Linked DNA regions of Homo sapiens: all the other regions are linked to region 1. Evidence: chromatin contacts called from ENCODE Hi-C or POLR2A ChIA-PET data. All regions are on one chromosome and are shown on one strand. Each heading gives the region's core, a stretch centred on a gene start or an enhancer-like site at or near the end of the contact. The rest is flanking DNA. Distances are from core to core; before and after follow the strand shown.

Region 1 (3,186 bases), core at 101-2,600:
ACCAACTCAGCATTTCACTGGAGGCTATATGATCAAACAGCAAACTGTTTATCATGAATGCGGGATGTGGGTAAACTCACACTGCACCCGCCGCCAGAAGGTTTCCTGAGGGCCATCACTCCCTGGTGCTGGGCTCCTTGAAGTTATCTGTTGGGATATCTAGCACCTATTATTTGAAGGATGCAGTCTTGCAAGCCTGCTGTGAACCAAACGGCTGACTGACAATTACCTGACAATCACCCCCCCACCTTTTTCTCGTCATCTCTTTTACCTAATAAACTCAGAGAGCTTGAAAAGCTCAGAGCCCTTGTTCACTAGAAGCAAGGAACCCCCTGACCCCTTCTTCCTAATATACTCTTTTGTCTTTGTCTTTTACTCCCACATCCGCCCCCCACTTTGTTCAGTCAACCTGGGACTGTGGCCAATTACAACAGCCTAACAAAAGTGCCACAGGAGTGGAACATGGGGCAGTGGGCTCTGCTGAAGAGGATGCTAGGGGGCTTCTCAGGGGAGGAAATGCTAGATTTGCATTCTGATAGAGGAGCGTGACTTTTCCAGGTGAAGGTAGCAGGTGCTCCTGGCAGAAGAACCCACATAAGGAAGTGTCCAGAAGCCACACAGGTATGGCGTTCGACAAGAGCAGGTCTGGAACGGTGGCTCATGCTGAGGCAGGAGGATCATTTGAGGCCAGAGTTTGAAACCAACCTGGTAAAAATAGTAAGATTTCACCCCTTCAAAATCATTTTTTAAAAGTAGCCAGGCCGAGTGGCTCATGCTTGTAGTCCCAGCTACTCAGGAGGTTCATTTGAACCCTGGAATTTGAGGCTACAGTGAGCTATTATTGTGCCACCGCACTCCAGCCTGGGTGACAGAGCCAGACCCCATCTCAAAAACAAAACAAAACAAAACAACAAAATAACCCCAACAGCAATACAATCAATATGCAATAAGCGTCCACCCGGCATGTGTGATGGACTGTGGTAATGCTGATGGCATGGAGGGAGTGAGGTGGGCATCTGGGGAGTGTGGTGTTATTGGGGGTGGGGAGTAATCTGGAGGGTCTCATAGTCTTTCAGTGGTAGGTCTTTCTTCCTGAAGACACAGCAAACCCCCAACCCTAAGTATGGGAGGCAGGTGGGTTGGCCAAGAAGGACGTCTGGGGCTGCTCTTGGATCAGCAGGAGGGTGGGACCAAGGGTGCTGCTGGACCAAGGATGGGACTGGGCCAAGGGTGGGGCTGGGAAGCATCCTGTTTTGCATGTTTGATCAGGAGCTGCTGCCAAGTTGTGACTTTCACTTTCCCTTTTGGGTTCCAGGGTATATCTCAGAGCCTGGAGAACGTGTCTGGTTATTATGCAGATGCACGGCTGGAGGTGGGATCCACACAGCTCAGAACAGCTGGATCTTGCTCACACTCTTTCAAGAGAAGCTTCCTTGGTAAGTTAGGGGTGGTCTGACCTTCCCCATCTCCCCATCCTCACAGCAGCTCTATAAGAGAAGGGTCATTCACCTTTTGTAGATGAGCTCAGAGAGGTTAGGTAACTGACTGAGGTCACATCTCGGTCCATGGCAGAGCCTGAATTTGCACCCAGGTTTTAGCTGGACTTCTCCCTCCCTCTCTCTGGGCCCCCAAACAGTAGAGACAGAGGCAGAATCAGCTCAGCTGGGTTCACAAAGCTTCCTAGGGCTCAGCTCTAGTTCCAGCCTGCGTGAGACATGGCCCGGTGACCCCAGAAGGAAGGCAGATGTTGGGACTGTCCATTCCTTTAGAATATTTGGAGGAACCAGAGAAGGTGGAGGACAGGAGGTGATCCAGAGCCTGGCCTGTCCTTCTTGTGGCCTGGCCACCCTGAGGCTGGCCCCAGGGTGCTGCTGCTGAGGCCCGATGGGGACAGAGGATTTCCTTTGAGATACAAGGAACCTGGCTGGGCGCGGTGGCTCATGCCTGTAATCCCAGCACTTTGAGAGGCCGAGACGGGTAGATCACTTGAGGTTAGGAGTTCGAGACCTGCCTGGCCAATATGGAGAAACCCTGCCTCTACTAAAAATACAAAAAATTAGCTGGGCGTGGTGGCACAAGCCAGTAATCCCAGCTACTTGGGAGGCTGAGGCATGAGAATCACTTGAACCCAGGTGATGAAGGTTGCAGTGAGTCGAGATCGCACCAGTCACTCCAGCCTGAGTGCACTCCTGACAGAGTGAGACTCTGTCTCAAAAAAAAAAAAGAGAGAGAGAGCGAAAAGAGATAACAAGGAACCCAGAGGTTGTTTCACCCACCCTGACTCTGAGCACCTACTTGAGCCAGGCCCTGTGGGTAAACTGAGGCCATGGGAGATGAGTGACTCGCTGAGGGTCCCATGTCAGGAAGTTGAGCAGGTAGATCACAGGACTCCATGTCCCTGACACTCACCTGGTTCCTTTTCAGGCCTCTGGGTGATAGAGAAGAAAGAAGCTGTGCTGTTCCCTAGTGGGAAAGATGGCCCAGACAGGGGCAGTGAGAACGGCATGTTGCAGAATGGTGTCTGCCACATGATCCCAGCTTGACAATCATGAGATTAAAAGTCAAACTGTGGAAGCGTGAGCATAACTGTGGGAGCGTGAGCTTAGCCCTCTGTGTTTGTAGAAGCAGAAACAAACCTGGAAGATTTTGGATTATTAACATTATACTTTCTTGCTTCAATGTCAGAGTCAGGAGGTCAGGTGTTGACCTTCCCCCTGCCCTCCAAGAGGTGTGTGACACTGGGGAAGTCACTTCCCCTCTCTGAGCCTCAGGGTTTTTCACCTGCCTTAGGGGGTTAGGATGCCCTACCCTGCTGACCCCCAGCAGGCTGCTGACCCCATCTGGGGTGAGGTGGGAGGCGGGGCAGTGCGAGTCAGGGGAAAGTTGACATTGCAGCCCAGATGCCTGCAGGGGCTGCAGGAAAGTGGGGAGAGCTGGAGGCCTGCATGGGCTTCTCAGATCCAGGTGATGCCCAGCAGGTGAGAGGGTGGGCCTGGCTCCTCAGAGCTCAGATGACGGAACATTTGCTATAAACTCAGGTGCAATTACATTTGACATGCTGGCAACCAAATAAAAGGCAAACCTTGCATATGCCACACACACACTCACAAATTCACACACACACACACACACACACACGCACACTCACACCTGCTATTCAGATTTCACTTCATGGAGCCCTGTGTT
Region 2 (2,916 bases), core at 149-2,648, 300 kb before region 1:
TTCCAAAGTGCTGGGATTACAGGTGTGAGCCACCTTGCCGGGCCAAGAAGAGTTTTGAAGAATCGACTGGGACTCGTCCTGAGAGGCAAGTGGTGGGAAGGGTATTCCAGGCAGAAGGGAGAGCGTATGCACAGCACAGAGGCAGGAAAGTCCATGGTCCATCCCAGGAGGAGGCTTTGGTGGGGCCTTGGAGTCACACAGTCCTGGCTCCAGTCACAGCCCTCTCCGTCACTAGCCAAGCCTCAGTTTCCTTCATCTCTGAAATGGGAGGACAGGACCCTCCTCATGGTTATGAGATCGTAAATGTAATGTCAGAACACAATGCAATTACGTGGTAAGCGCCCTATTAAACGCTTCTCTTATTGTGTGTTAGTAATGTGTATTAGTTTGCTAGGCCAGCCATCACAAAATATCACAGACTGGGTGGTTTAAACAACAGATGTTTATTTTTTCACAGTTCTGGGGCTGGAAGTCCAAAATCAAGGTGCTGGCAGGGTTGGTTTCTCCTGAAGCCTCTCTGCTTGGCTTGCGGGTGGCCACCTTCTTGCTGGGTCCTCACATGGATTTTCCTCTGGGCACACACATCCCCCAAGTCTCTCTCTCCTTTTTTTTGTTTTGTTTTGTTTTGAGACGGAGTCTCGCTCTGTCACCTATTACCCAGGCTGGAGCACAGTGGCACAATCTCGGCCCACTGCAACCTCTGCCTCCTGGGTTCAAGCGATTCTCCTGCCTCAGCCTCCTGAGTAGCTGGGACTACAGGCACCTGCCACTACACCTGGCTAATTTTTGTATTTTTAGTAGAGACGGGGTTTCACCATGTTGGCCAGGCTGGTCTCTAACTCCTGACCTCAGGTGATCCACCTGCCTTGGTCTCCCAAAATGCTGGGATTACAGGCATAAGCCACCATGCCCAGCCCAGTGCCAGTTTATGGAGGGGGACATGGAGGTACAGAGGGCTTTGGGTTATGACTCAAGGTCACACAGCTAGGAAGGAGCAGACAGGATTTAAACCTAGACAGTCTGACTCTGGGGTCCCTGCTCCTCTCCCCATGCCCTCTCCACCCTCCCACACACACAGCAGGAGCTCCCTGCACTCCACAAACACCCTTTTGCATGTCACTCAGCTCCGGTCAAACTGTTAACTTCTCCCCCATTGTCGGATACTAAGGAATTTTTCAGTTAATATTTTTCCATTATAAATGAGGTTGGAACAAACCTGTTTGAACATAAGAGCTTATTTCTTCTTTTGGATTTTATACAAGTGGGATTTCCAGGGCAAAGGGAGCATTTTATTGTCCCCGAGAGCGGGGAAGGAGTGAAACCCGAGCTGGGCCCCGCCTGCACTGCCCACCTGCCGGTTTACTTTGTGGGAGGGGAGGCTCGGCAGTAGGGATGTCCTGAGACTTGGCTCGGCACTGCCCCACCTCCAGCCACCTCTTTGTCTCTGCCGCCTCTGCCTTAGAAAGTTCCGGGCCCCAGCCAGGCACGGTGGCTCACGCCTGTAATCCCAGCACTTTGGGAGGCCGAGGTGAGCAGATCACGAGGTCAGGAGATGGAGACCATCCTGGCTAACACGGTGAAACCCCATCTCTACTAAAAATACAAAAAATTAGCCAGGCGTGGTGGCGGGAGGCTGAGGCAGGAGAATGGCGTGAACCCGGGAGGCGGAGCTTGCAGTAAGCCTAGATCGCGCCACTGTACTCCAGCCTGGGTGACAGAGCAAGACTCTGTCTCCCCAAAAAATCCAAAACAAAACAAAATAAGACAAAGAAAGTTCCAGGCCCCAAATCCTGGTTTTTCTGAGATTCTGAGTTCAAAATAATGGTTCCTATAAGGATATGGTCATTTTTTATTTTATTTTTGAGATGGAGTCTCACTCTGTTACCCAGGCTGGAGTGCAGTGGCAGGATCTCAGCTCACTGCAACCTCCACCTCCCAGGTTCATGTGATTCCCCTACCTCTCAGCCTCCTGAGTAGCTGGGATTACAGGCACCTGCCACCACGCCCGGCTAATTTTTGTATTTTTAGTAGACACAGGGTTTCACCATGTTGGTCAGGCTGGTCTGGAACTCCTGACCTCAGGTGATCCTCCCACCTCGGCCTCCCAAAGTACTGGGATTATAGGTGTGAGCCACTGCGCCCAGCCTGGTTTCCCATATGATTTCCCCTATTAGTAGTTCCCATCTCGAAGGGTCCCTATGATGTTGAGATAGGGAAGGAAGCTAGCAAGTTTGGAGCAGGAGAGGGAAATGGAAGCCCAGAGAGGGCAGGGGCCTTGCCTGGGCTCAGCCAGCAGCGAGAGCAGAGAATCCCAAGGTGGCCCTGAGCTCCCACTACCAGTCCTCGGTTTGCTCTTGACTGAGGCTGGCAGTGAGGTTGAGGGAGAGAAAATTATTTCTCAAAGTGGTGGTTGGGGAGTGACAGGAAGCAGTTCCCTTAGGGAGTCTCTTTCCCAAGGGTCAAATCCCTGGATCTTGGAAAGCTCGTTGTTTCACATCTGCACTTAGTTGCCCGACTGGGGACCCCATGCAGCCTGGGAATGACCGTGAAATGGCTGCCCAGTGGGCAGGGTGTTTGCTCTGCACTTGGCCCTGACCACTGAGCCACAGCCAGGCCGGCTGCAGGGCTGCAGCTCTCAGCCCACAAGAACAGGAGCCCCCGAAGGAGGGGCAGAGGCTCTGCTGGGCCAGGCCCAGGCCCTTTTTGCCCTACTCTGGCCCCACCCCCAGGGGCTGTGGGGAACAGGCAGAGAGGCCAGCTTCCTGGACAGTGGCCTGGGAGGATGAGGCAGGCAGGGAAGGAGCCGGAGCTGCTCGGGCCAGGGTAGCCTGGGAAGATGAAGTTGGTGTTTGGCTAGTGAGGCCAGGGCGCACCCCCACACTCACTCAGGCATGCGCGGCCTCTGGTGCCTCTCCA
Region 3 (3,046 bases), core at 86-2,585, 500 kb after region 1:
TTCGTAGTAAGTGCCCTGTACAGGAGAGCCAATTCTTATCTTTTATGCCATATTTTTACTTTCCTTTTTCTCTGTTTACATATGTTTAGATACACAAATATTTCCCATTGTGCTGCAATTGCCTATAGTATTCAGTAGTCACATGCTGTACAGGTGCGTAGCCTGGGAGCAATAGGCTCTCCCATATAGCCTAGGTATGCAGTAGGCTATGCCATCTAAGTTTTGTATAAGTACAATCTGTGATAATCACACTACAATGCAATTGCCTAATGACACATTTATCAGAATGCGTCCCTGTCACCAAGAGATACATGACTGTATTCTTCTTCTTTTTTTTTTTTTTTTTTTTTTTTGAGATGGGGTCTCATTCTGACACCCAGACTGGAGTGCAGTGGCATGATCTTGGCTCACTGCAACCTTTACAGCCTGGGTTCAAGCGATTCTCCTGCCTCAGCCTCCCGAGTAGATAGGATTACAAGTGCCCTGCCACTACACCTGGCTAATTTTTGTATTTATAGTAGAGACAGGGTTTTGCCATGTTGGCCAGGCTGTTCTCAAACTCCTAACCTCAGGTGATCCAGCTTTATTAGTGTAATTACACTTTATCAGTGTAATAAGGCAAACTTTGCTCACCACAGACTTCCTCCCCCTACCCCCTCCCACAGCCTGTGTCACTACCTCCCCATCAGAGGCCTCACTTCCTGTAGCTTGGGGTGTTATTTAAGCTTCTGCCATCTGGCCCACATTAAAAAATGTATATGCTTTTTCTCCTGTTAATCTGTCTATTGTCAGCTTGTTTTATAGATTCAAATTCTTAAACCTTCAAGGTCTAGAAAGGAAGTTCCTTCTACCCCTCCAATAGTATAAAGAAGTGGAGCCTTTTGGTAGGTGATAGAGTCATGAGGGCCCTGCCTTTAGGCATAGAGTTAGTGCCTTTATAAAAGAGGCCCAGGGGGGCTTGTTTGCCCCTTCTGCCATGTGAGAACACAGCAAGACAGTGCCATCTGTGAAGCAGAGAGTGAGCCTTCACGAGATGTGGAATCTGCTGGTGCCTTGATTTTAGACTTCTCAGCCTCCAGAACTGTGGATCTCTGGATACATCTCTGTTGTTTGTAAATTACCCAGTCTAAGGTATTTTGTTATAGCAGCACAAACAGACTAAGACACTTGGCGAGTGACATAACCTGTCTGGCTTAGTCATCTTTGGTTGCTATAACAAAATAGTAACAAACTACTATAGATTGAGTTGCTTACACCACAGAAATTTATTGTTTCACAGTTCTAGAGGCTGGAAGTCCCAGACTGACTGACTTATTCAGTTCCTGGTGAGGGCTCTCTTCTTCTGCCTTGCAGATGGCTGCCTTCTTGCTGCATCTGCAAATAGCCTTCCTTCAGTGTAGGTGTGCAGCAGGGGTGGGGAGGCCCTCTTGTATTTCCTCCTCCTCTTATAAAGAAGTCAATTCCATCGGGTTAGGACCTCACCCTATGGCCTCAGTCAACCCTAATTACCTCCCAAAGGGTCCATCTCTAAATACAGCCACATTTTGGTTTAGGACTTCAACATATGAATTGGGAGGAGGAGACAATTTAGTTCCTAACTCCGCCTGTGGCTCTGTGACCTCTTTGTTAAAACTGGGAAGACCCGGCTGGGCAGGGTAGCTCACGCTTGTAATCCCAGCATTTTGGGAGGCCAAGGTGGGTGGATCACTTGAGGTCAGGAATTCGAGACCAGCCTGGCCAAAATGGTGAAACCCTGTCTCTACAAAAAAATACCAAAATTAGCTGGGCGTGGTGGTGCGTGCCTGTAATCCCAGCTACTTGGGAGGCTGAGGCAGGAGACTTGCTTGCACTCAGGAGGCAGAGGTTGCAGTGAGCCGAGATTACGCCACTGCACTCCAGCCTGGGCAACAGAGACCCTGTCTCAAAACAAACAAACAAACAAACAAACAAACAAACAGGGAAGACCCTTTTCCCAGCACATAGGCCTTAAGGAGCATTGAAGGAGAAACAGAAGGCATGCCGAGGTCTGTCCAGGACAGGCACCCTCATCTCCAAGATGTACTTGATATTATTTGGACCTCCAAGGCCATTGTATGCCATGTCCTGAGGAACATTCATGTAAACTGTACATACACACAGACACACAGACACACACACAGCCACAGCCACATCCACACATGCTCCCTTAACTCCTTCCAGTAAGCCTCGGTTTCGCAGGTCCCAGTTAAATCCTTCCCCACCCCTCTGGCCCTTGACCTCACTTTCTGCTGCAAGCTCTTGTAGAGCTGGGTGAGTTCTGTGAGTTTCCTCTCCAGCTCCAAGGCCTTGGCTCTCAACTCTTCCGCAAACTTTGTCCTTGCTCCTTCCTTCAGGTGCTTCCATTCCTTTGAGAGAGTGGCCAAGTCATAGCCAAGGGAGAAGGCGGACATCACACCTCCCAGCACGCGAGCATTTTTGGTCATCGCCAGTGTTGTTCCCGCAAAGGCCTTTTGCACCTGCACGCGGCTCCGGGAGGAGACTTGGCCAGTGGTCAGAAGACGCTTGGTAGCATTGGCCAAGCGTGGGTTGGCTCTGAGTTTCCAAAATGCACGGACGTTTTTCTTGGCATACTTCAAGGTGTTTCTAAGATTATAGATAATCTTTCCAGCAGCTGTGACATAGTCTGCCTTCTCTTCCTCATCCTCCCTGTCCTCTTGGTCGTAGGTGGGCAGTATGTCTTCCGCCCGTGCTTGGGCTTCTTTATTTTTGGAGCGTTCCAACGTACCACTCACGATGCTGGTGACCCCAGCTGCTGTTGCCAAACCTTGACCAGCGGTGGAGAGCAGCAGGCTTCCTCCTCCTGTTGCTGGGGCAAGGGCTAAACCCAGGAGGCTCATCACTCCAGAGATGACAGCAGTAGAGGTGGCCACCATGTTAGCCTTGGTGAATTTCTTGTGGGTTTTGTCAATATCGTCTGCGAGGGCACGGAGCTTGTCAATGTTCCCTTTCAGATCTTCTTTCAATCTGGGAAATTCTCTCAAAAATATTTTTTCTTCGGGGGACAGAT

Evidence for each region. A loop is a pair of places that touch in the nucleus more often than their neighbours do. ChIA-PET counts read pairs that join two places held with the same protein, here RNA polymerase II (POLR2A). Pooled maps may share reads with other maps.
Region 2: a loop to region 1 is called in a map with no recorded cell type, with 3 times the contacts of the local background. The contact joins the enhancer-like site here to the promoter of APOL3 in region 1. A Hi-C loop is called at or near these places in 1 of 168 maps with a recorded cell type or tissue (CD8-positive, alpha-beta T cell), 5 of 37 single-sample maps with no recorded cell type and 8 of 50 pooled maps. POLR2A ChIA-PET finds 5 or more read pairs at or near these places in 2 of 52 experiments (activated naive CD4-positive, alpha-beta T cell and naive thymus-derived CD8-positive, alpha-beta T cell).
Region 3: a loop to region 1 is called in a pooled map, with 13 times the contacts of the local background. The contact joins the enhancer-like site here to the promoter of APOL3 in region 1. A Hi-C loop is called at or near these places in 5 of 50 pooled maps. POLR2A ChIA-PET finds 5 or more read pairs at or near these places in 2 of 52 experiments (T-cell and activated T-cell).

The regions. Positions count from the first base shown.
Region 1 is chr22:36,158,919-36,162,104 of GRCh38, reverse strand. APOL3 (apolipoprotein L3) reads left to right here and starts at 1,350. Exons shown (of 4, transcript NM_145639.2): 1 at 1,350-1,436. RefSeq lists an enhancer at 1-431.
Region 2 is chr22:36,457,978-36,460,893 of GRCh38, reverse strand. No RefSeq gene overlaps it. Among named protein-coding and RNA genes, the nearest start is that of TXN2, 22 kb to the left of the region's middle. Within about 2 kb of position 1,398, at least 6 of the 41 ENCODE cell types and tissues checked have a DNase peak (open chromatin) inside an H3K27ac peak, as active enhancers do.
Region 3 is chr22:35,658,665-35,661,710 of GRCh38, reverse strand. APOL6 (apolipoprotein L6) reads right to left here. Exons shown (of 3, transcript NM_030641.4): 3 at 1-3,046. The coding sequence ends at 2,115. Among named protein-coding and RNA genes, the nearest start is that of APOL6, 12 kb to the right of the region's middle. RefSeq lists an enhancer at 753-862. Within about 2 kb of position 1,335, at least 10 of the 41 ENCODE cell types and tissues checked have a DNase peak (open chromatin) inside an H3K27ac peak, as active enhancers do.